2 separate regions of the Homo sapiens genome follow, and region 2 is linked to region 1. A link is a contact called in ENCODE Hi-C or POLR2A ChIA-PET data. All regions are on one chromosome and are shown on one strand. The core of a region is the stretch at or near the end of the contact, and the rest is flanking DNA. Distances in the headings are between cores, read along the strand shown. Region 1 holds the start of TACR1 (tachykinin receptor 1). Region 2 holds the start of LINC01291 (long intergenic non-protein coding RNA 1291).

The links. A loop is a pair of places that touch in the nucleus more often than their neighbours do. ChIA-PET counts read pairs that join two places held with the same protein, here RNA polymerase II (POLR2A). Pooled maps may share reads with other maps.
Region 2: a pooled map shows a loop between it and region 1 (3-fold over the local background). The contact joins the promoter of LINC01291 here to the promoter of TACR1 in region 1. A Hi-C loop is called at or near these places in 6 of 168 maps with a recorded cell type or tissue (A673, B cell, Caco-2 and 3 more), 7 of 37 single-sample maps with no recorded cell type and 18 of 50 pooled maps. POLR2A ChIA-PET finds 5 or more read pairs at or near these places in 2 of 52 experiments (BJ and Panc1).

Annotation. Positions count from the first base shown.
Region 1 is chr2:75,197,248-75,201,728 of GRCh38, forward strand. It overlaps TACR1 (tachykinin receptor 1), which reads right to left and starts at 2,273. Exons shown (of 5, transcript NM_001058.4): 1 at 1,299-2,273. The coding sequence starts at 1,687. The region is part of intron 2 of TACR1-AS1 (TACR1 antisense RNA 1); the gene reads left to right.
Region 2 is chr2:74,906,423-74,910,903 of GRCh38, forward strand. LINC01291 (long intergenic non-protein coding RNA 1291) reads left to right here and starts at 2,539. Exons shown (of 5, transcript NR_189601.1): 1 at 2,539-2,751.

The DNA of each region.
Region 1 (4,481 bases), core at 1,023-3,522:
TGCAAAGGATGGAAATGAAGATTTCCCTGATTTTAAAAGTGTTCATTGACTACAGGAGCTAAAAAAGACTTCTAATAATTTGCAAGTTATAAACAATCTTTATGCAAAGAGGGTTAGTAGTTTGGAATTTTTTTTGAAGTTTTCTCCTAGCTCCTTCTTTGGGTTTCTCACATTCAGTTATCTCAGGAAGGACATCAAAAGACTCCATTTTAAAATCACAGTGGTAGGTGTTTTAAGCATACTTTCACATCCCAGGTAAACATTTAACACCTGTGCACACATAGACATACACATTGGAGACCTAAGATACTCACAAAGGAGACAATACCAACAGAGCTGTGCTCCAATAATCAATTTTCCATCATGCTACCTGAAGAGCCATTCATTCCAGAATACCATCCCCAGTGTTTGAAATGCCAACCTTTTCACTTTCAGTCAGCTTTGGGAACCCTAACCTGTTGGTTGCCGGAACAGAAGAGCTCTCAAATGCCTTTGCCAAGCATGTTTCTCTGTGGATAGAGACAGGCTAAATACATACATTTTACATTGCAGGAGAAATTTAGAACACCTCTTGGGTAAGCTTCCTGGATCCCTATCCGTGGAGTTTCTTAAGGATAGCATAACTGTCTCTCATTCCTGAATGAGAATTCCTAGCATTACAGAGTAAACTGCATTAGAATTCTGAGTATCTTATGATACTGATGAAATGCTCTTTCACATCCAAAACAAACAAACAAACAAACACAAACCAACGAACCAACCAACCAAACAACAACAACAACTACAACAACAAACTGGAGAGTTGCAGTGGGAGCAGAAAGTCCCAGAATCCTCTAGGTGTACTTAAAACAGGAAGGCAACAAGAGGCTGTCTGACAGAAAAACAGGCCTGGAGGAATTTACAAAGCCCCTTCCAGGGTCTAGTCCTTTGACCAAACCCTAGGTATTGTTTGCAGCCTGCAAGGGTAAAGGGGAGAAGGAATATATGGAAAGGAGCAAAGCAGAAGTTGAAAGTGTCAGGAAGATGAGTGGAGAAGAGATGAAGAAAGGGGAGTTAAATGAAGAAAAGGGGGATGTGTGTTGAAAGGAAGAGAGAGAGTGATGGGTAAAAAAGAGGAAAAAAAGTTGAAATACATAAGATGAAGTTCCCCATCAACAAATGACTCAGTTGATCAGTAAAAAAACCCTCAGAGTGGCCAATCTTCCACTTGACCCATACCCCACCCAGTTCCAAACCTCACAGCAATGCCGTGGTCCTCTATGAGCACTTTCTCGCCTTTTCACAAAGGCTAATCTCACCTATCAAAGGCCACAGCCGTCATGGAGTAGATACTGGCGAAGACAGCGGCGATGGGAAAGAAGTTGTGGAACTTGCAGTAGAACAGGCCGTAGTACCATTCGTTGTGGACAGCATAGGTGAAGTTCACCACTGTATTGAATGCAGCCATGGAGGCCTCCGCGAAGGCCAGGTTCACCAGAAAATAGTTCGTCACTGTCCTCATTCTTTTGTGGGCTAAGATGATCCACATCACTACCACGTTGCCCACCACAGAGGTCACCACAATGACCGTGTAGGCAGCTGCCCAAAGGACAATTTGCCAGGCTGGTTGCACGAACTGATTGGGTTCCGAGGTGTTAGTGGAGATGTTTGGGGAGAGGTCTGAGTCCACCGGGAGGACGTTATCCATTTCGAAGCTAGGCGGTAAAGCCCTACTATCTGTACACAACCCCCCTCTGCAGCAGAGTCCTGTGGCTGGCGCCTGGGGCTCAGGGTCCTTCTAAAGCCAGACAGGAGGGTGGAAGGCTTTTTCTGGGCAGCACTCTTTTTGAAAGCTGAACTGGCGCTCAGAATATAAACGCTTCTGGATGCACTGCCCGCCTGCCCGCGGTGGCTCTGAATTCCTCCACTTTCAAGCTTCAGGAGACGTTTGAGTTCAGAAGTCTGGAGACAGCATCTCTCTTGCGGTAAACTGAAAAAGGGAAAGAAATTCCACCGGTCACAGTTCTAGGAAGCAAGAGATCCCCCGCATTTATGCACCTGCTGCTGCCTGCAACTCCTATTTCTCCTTCCTCCGCAGGGAAAGGCAAAGCCCTGTGCTGCGTGAGGACTTAGGAGCGAAGTGGGGGCCCATTGCAGCGCGACCTGTAAAAGTTCTGAGCCTATGGCCAGGATTCTGGAGCTTCGTATCCAGCTGGAGATTTTTCCTTCTCTTTTGCTGCCGCTGCCGCCGCCTGCAGTTTCGCGGGCACCTCTCGGTTCGGGTTGCTCAGCTCGCGAGTTAGCTGCGCACGAGGCTTTTATAACCCCCTGCAGAGACGTCACTGGGAAGGGGCAGTACCTGGGCTGCGTACTCGCCAGTCCCGGTGCGCAGCGCGGCAGCTGCGCCAGCTGTTGACAACTGTCTCATTCCACCGCCGCAGCTACCACGCCTTTTGCTGCTTGCTACTTGCCGTGGGAGTCTGCGAGCCGGGAGCCCCACGCACTCCGCGAGGGGGCAGTAGGTGGCTTGGAAGTAACTGACACAGATGCGGTCCGCAGCTGGAATCGTCGTTGCACGAGGGGTGCTGGGAGGAAGGAAGGATTTGGGAAACAGCTGGAGTGGAGGACAATCAACTTCCAGGGAATGAAGCCCAGAGCCCTGAGACAGCTCTGCAGAGGCGGCTTGCCTGTGGCAATGGGAAACGGTCATGTGTGGGGGCGATGTGCCAGCGCCGCGCTCCGGGCCGCGCTCCAGCTACCGAGAAGCCAGAGGCGACGACTCCCTGGTCCAGGTGTCCCGAAAACAACTTTCCTGAGGCTGTGTTTAGGAAACACCCCCACAAAATATCTAGCTCAGTTACCTGGCTAGCTGATTCACCTGGGAAGTGACAGTCTCTAAGCTTTGAGGACACTTTCCTCAGCCACCCTGGTGACTTGGCCCCTCGTTCCAGGAGAAGCTCCATTTGAGCCCTCCACCTGACCCCTCTGGATGAGCCTCTGCTCAATCACTGGGGACAGGGCTGAGCTCCCTGCGAATCTTGGTGAGCGCAGGAGCCACACTCATAGGCAGCTTGTCGCTCAGACGCGCGGCTCTGGGCTCTCCGCCAGCAATCACTGCGGCGCTGCGTTTGCCTCCCGGGGACCTGGCAGCCTCCGCCTCCGCGCCTGCCAAGCCTGCAGGCCAGAGCCGGGCTCGGGGTGGCATCGGTGGTCCTTCTCCCTGTTCCCCTTCCAGGTTTGCATAGGGGCTGGAGGACAGGTCAGCCAGCCTTCTCTGCCCGCCTCCATCCTGCCCTGCCGTCTTCTGACTTTGAGGCCTCGTATCCCAGTCCAAGACCATTTCAAACGGTAGAACTGGTGCCAGACACTTGGAGGAGGCAGGGCAAAGACTCGCCAGTCCGTATAAACCCTTTTGGAGAAGCCAAGATGGGATGAGCTCCGCAGCACGTTCCCGCCAGACTGCTGCAGGCAGAGTTCCGCGGAAAACTGAACCCCGGGAGTCCTCAGGGGCCCATCTACCCCGGTGCACCGCCCCCTCCTTTCACTGCGGGGACTCGGAGCTGTGGGACTGGAGCGCGCACCGGCAGACTTGCGCGCAGGTTGGAGTTGGCGCACACCCGCGCCAGCCGGGGAGCGGCGTTTACGCACTGGTACCGCGAGCGCTCAAAGCATCTCTCGGGAAGTGCTTTAAGGCTGGGAAATTTACTATACACTTATGCCGGGCAAAAATTGGATCCCACGCCGGGGAGGAGAATCTGCTGTTTCACTCTGTATTTTTTCGGAGCCTGGGATTTTAGCGTATATAGGAACCGCACATTGCTTTGCCAGGTTCTCCTAGGCACCCGTAAACACACTGCATAGAAAACTCTAGAGATGCTTTCAAGAGAACAGCGTCCCTTTATTTAGAGCGGCTGCACAAGAGGTCTTCTTTGTGGAAGGGAATGCCTCCTCCACCTTGGATCTCTGCTTGAGGCTTCCACCATCTCAAAGAGCTGACAGAGAGAGGGAGGAAAAGGGAGAGGGAAGGGGATGCGGAGGGTGGGGGAGGGGGGAGGGGAAACTTCTCTATCTTTAATTTTCCTTCCAAGCTGTTTAAAGTTATCTTTTCTTTTTTCTCCCTGTCCATTAGAGCCAGGCTGACGTTTTCAAAAGGAACTTTATTCAGTGGTTAAGGGAGAAAAAGAAAGCTAATCGAATAAAATCTAAATATGTAATAAGAGCTAAATATAAAATAAATATGAAATAGCTAAAAAGTAAACATTAATCCATTTATCCTCCATTAGTACAGCAAGTTGATATTTTGAAGCAGGTACTGTGCTGGGCACTGGGGCTGGGGGGTGAACAAGCACTTACAGTATGGAGGAAGACAAACAAGAAGCAATGAACCATACAAAATGGGCGGTATTATGATGACCAAAGGTACTAAGCCCTGAGTGAGGAGAGAAGAGGGAGGCCACCTAACCTAAACAATGAGGGGTATCCGTACAGATGGAAGAAAATCT
Region 2 (4,481 bases), core at 1,289-3,788, 290 kb before region 1:
ACATCATCTGAAATCTAGGCAGAGGTTCCTAAACCTCAATTCTTGACTTCTGAGCACCCGCAGGCTCAATACCACACGGAAGCTGCCAAGGCTTGGGGCTTGCACCTTCTGAAGCCGCAGCCCAAGCTGTATGTTGGCCACTTTCAGCCACAGCTGGAGCAGCTGGGACACAGGGCACCAAGTCCCTAGGCTGCACACAGTATGGGGACTCTTGGCCCATTTTATGAAACCACTTTTTCCTCCAGGACCTCCGGGCCTGTGGGAGGGGCTGCCGTCAAGTTCTCTGACATGGCCTGGAGACATTTCTCTCCATGTTCTTGGGGATTAACATTAGGTTCCCTGCTACTTATGCAAATTTCTACAGCTGGTTTGAATTTCTCCCCAGAAAAAATGGGTTTTTCTTTTCTATCGCATAGTCCGGTTGCAAATTTTCCAAACTCTTATGCTGTTTCCCTTACAAAACTGAATGCCTTTAACAGTACCCAAGTCACATCTAGAATTCTGCTTAGAAATTTCTCCTGCCAGGTACCCTAAAACATCTTTCTCAAGTTCAAAGTTTCACAAATCTCTAGGGCAGGGGCAAAATGCCACCATTCTCTTTGCTAAAACATAACAAGAGTCACCTTTACTCCAGTTCCCAACAAGTTCCTCATCTCCATCTGAGACCACCTCAGCTTGCACCTTACTGTCCATATTGCTATCAGCATTTTGGGCAAAGCCATTCAACACGTCTCTAGGAAGTTCCAAACTTTTCCACTTTTCCTTGTCTTCTTCTGAGCCCTTCAAACTGTTCCAATCTCTGCCTGTTACCCGGTTCCAAAGTCACTTCCACATTTTCAGGTATCTTTTCAGCAATACCCCACTCCTGGTATTTCTTACCCACTGGGAAGAAAAAGAGGTTTAGTTAGACTTACAGTTTCACATGGCTGGGGAGGCCTCAGAATCATGGCAGGAGGCAAAAGGCACTTCTTACATGGCAAGAAAAAATGAGGAAAAAGTGGCTGGGCATGGTGGCTCACGCCTGTAATCCCAACACTTTGGGAGGCCAAGACGAGTAGATCATGAGGTCAGGAGTTCAAGACCAGCCTGGCCAACATGGTGAAATTGTCTCTACTAAAAATACAAAAATTAGCCAGATGTGATGGCGGGTGCTTGTAATCCTAGTTACTCAGGAGGCTGAGGCAGGAGAATTGCTTGAACCTGGGAGGCGGAGGTTGCAGTGAGCCAAGATTGAGCGACTGCACTCCAGCCTGGGTGACAAAGCAAGACTCTGTCTAAAAAAAAAAAAAAAAAAAAAGAGGAAGAAGCAAAAGCAGAAACCTCTGATAAGCCCATCAGATCTCGTGAGACTTATTCACTATCATGAGAATAGCACAGGAAAGACCAACCCCCATGATTTAATTGCCTCTCCCTGGGTCCCTCCCACAACACGTGGGAATTCTGGGAGATACAATTCAATTTGAGATTTGGGTGGGGACACAGCCAAACCATATCACTTATTCAGAAATACAATGAGCATGTAATTTTTTTTTTTTTTTGTATTGGCCCAATCTAGTTTTGAATCAAGATTACATTAGCTTCATAAAAAAGGCTGGACAATTTTCTCTTTTTCACTTGCTGCAACAATTTGTGAGATAAAAAAATCTGTCTCTTGAAGACAGGTAGAGCATATTTGTAAAGCTATCTGGGCTTTAGGGAGAGGAGCTATGATTAGCGTTTCAATTTCTTTAATGCTTGTTAGTCTATTCAAGTATACTATATCTTGGCATTTAGTATTTCCCCACAAAGTTGTCTATAATATCTAAAGTTTCACATTATTTGGATACAGTTGTTCATAATACTCTAAAAACTTTTTTTTTTTTTAGAAAATTTCGAATACATTCAAAAGTGGATTGATAAACCTCTGGTGCTTCAGCAGTTATCAATTCATGGCCAATGTTGTTTCATCTAGAGCCCCGCCCACATCCCCTCACAATTCTTTGAAGTAAATCTCTGACATTGTATAATGACACCTGCAAATGCTCCGGTAAAAATCTTCAAAAGACAAAGACTCTTTTTCAACCTGTTCACAGTGTCATTACCTCCTCCCCAGATAATAATTTATCAACATCAAGAAACTCCCCATTAGTGTTTAAACTTCCAATTTTCTCACAAATGTCTTTTTTTTTTTTTTTGGCGGGGGAGATAACTTTGTCATTTGAATCAGAATCCAAAGTTTACACATTGCACTTGGCAGACCTGCCTTTTAATTTCTCATAACCTCTGTTTCTTTTCAGCTTTCTGTTTTCCTCCCAGAGTTTCCTATGATTGCATCTCTAGTTTGACACGTTCCCTTGTCCTCTGTATTCCTGTAAATTGGTAGTTAAATCTCAATCTGATACAGAAGGGCTGGGCTCCCAGCTAAACCCCACCCCTAAGCCAGGAACCACCGCCCTAAGTGAAAACAGGTGATCCTGGTTTTCCAAGCAAATGTTGCCTTTTTGGCCTGCCCCGCCCCTATCCTGTGCCCATAAAAGACTTCAGCTGGCAGCGCAATAGAAGCGGCTGAGCGGCGAGGATACACGCAGCTGAGTGTCAGAGACAATGGATAGATGCGGCTAACTTCAGACGGTGCGGCTTCAGAGAGGGACCTGGCCGGAGACTGCCGGGCTTCAGAGAAAGCTCACGTTCCCATCTGCTTTCCAGCCTCCCTTTCCGCTGAGAGCCACCCACCGCTCAATGAAGTCTTCCGCATTCATCACCTTTCAAACGGTTCGTGTGAGCTGATTCTTCCTGGACGCCAAACGAGAACTCAGGTGCCAAGAGGGCAGGGGCTACCACCCTGACTCTCCACTGAGCTGGTTGGCACTTGGCCGTACCTGGACGGCAGAGCTGAAAGAGCGCTGGTTGAAACATGCATGGACACTGCTGTGTAGCATGCATAGAGCCTGCTCCCTCCAGAGAGGAGCGACCGGCGGGTTCTGGGGTTCGTTTGCTTGGGTTCCTGCACCCGCTTGCTCTTACGCTCCCCCATGCGAGGAGTGGCCAGTGACGGGCTGAGTGAAACGAGCCACTCCAGTTCCTGCCCATGAAGGGGGTCAAAGGAACTATCCCATCTCAAATCCATGATCAGGTTTAGGTTTGATATTTTGACAACGTTACTTCAGAAGGGTTACTGCAATTACATTATTCTTTCATCTTTGTTGTGCCTGTAATTGTTTTTCCCCCTTTTTCATTGTAGGTTTTATCTATTGCAATTTCATTTTCTCACTCTTTTTCTTTTTTTCTTTTTTCTTTTTTTTTTTTTTGAGACGGAGTCTCACTCTATTGCTCCAGGCTGGAGTGCAATAGTGTGATCTCGGCTCACTGCAACCTCCGCCTCCCAGGTTCAAGCGATTCTCCTGGCTCAGCCTCCTGAGTAGCTGGGATTACAGGTGCGCACAACCACGCCCAGCTAATTTTTGTATTTTTAGTAGAAATGGGGTTTCACCATATTGGCCAGGCTGGTCTTGAACTCCCGACCTTGTGATCCGCCCGCCTCAGCCTCCCAAAGTGCTGGGATTACAGGCGTGAGCCACCGTTCCTGGCCTTTCTCACTCTTTTTCTCGATCAGTCTTGCCAGAATTTTATTTCACTAATCTTTTCAAATAATTAGCTTTTGATTTGGTCATTTCTTTCTGTTTTTTCCTTCTCCATTTTATTGATTTTTGCCTTTCTTTACTTATTTTTCCTTCTTGTTTCTTGGCTCTGTTGATCTTATTCCAACTTCTTGAATTTACAGTTTTACTTGTGTTTGAAGTTATAATTTCTATCTACTGCTGTAAGTCCTACACATTTTGATACATTGCCATTTCATTGATACTCTAAGCAACTAGCAATTTGCTATACTTTTTTTTTTTTTTTACCTTTTAAAATATATTATTTAGTTTCCAGTAATATGTTTGTATAAACTATCCCTCTGTTATTCATTTCTAATTTTTTGGCATTCTGGTCTGAGAACATGATCTGTATGACATTGATTCTTTGGAATTTATCAAGTAATCCTTTGAGGCCTGGTATACGGACAATGTCATAACCCTTATATATGTGCTTGAAAACTGTTTTCTCTAGTGTTGAGCATAGAATTAGAAGGGAGGGGGAGAGGCAAGCACAGAGGCAGATATATTCCACAGCATTCACAGAAGTTATTTCTGGGATGGGAAAATTACAGGTGATCTTTATTTTCTTCTTGGACAGCAGTAGTCTTTACTTGCCTGTGATTCCAAACATGTTTGAAAACAATGTCAGAGATCTCATAGGCCTCCCACTGCCCTGGGTGGGTAAGAGCACTGGTGTGGACAAGAGGGAACATTTGCCATTGCCCATCATCTGGGTTGTTCACCTGACCTTCTGGGCCTGCCATCCTGTTCTATGAAATGAGGATATTTGGCTGGGTGCAGTGGCTCACACCTGTAATCCCAGCACTTTGGGAGGCTGAGGTGGGTGGGTCACCTGAGGCCAGG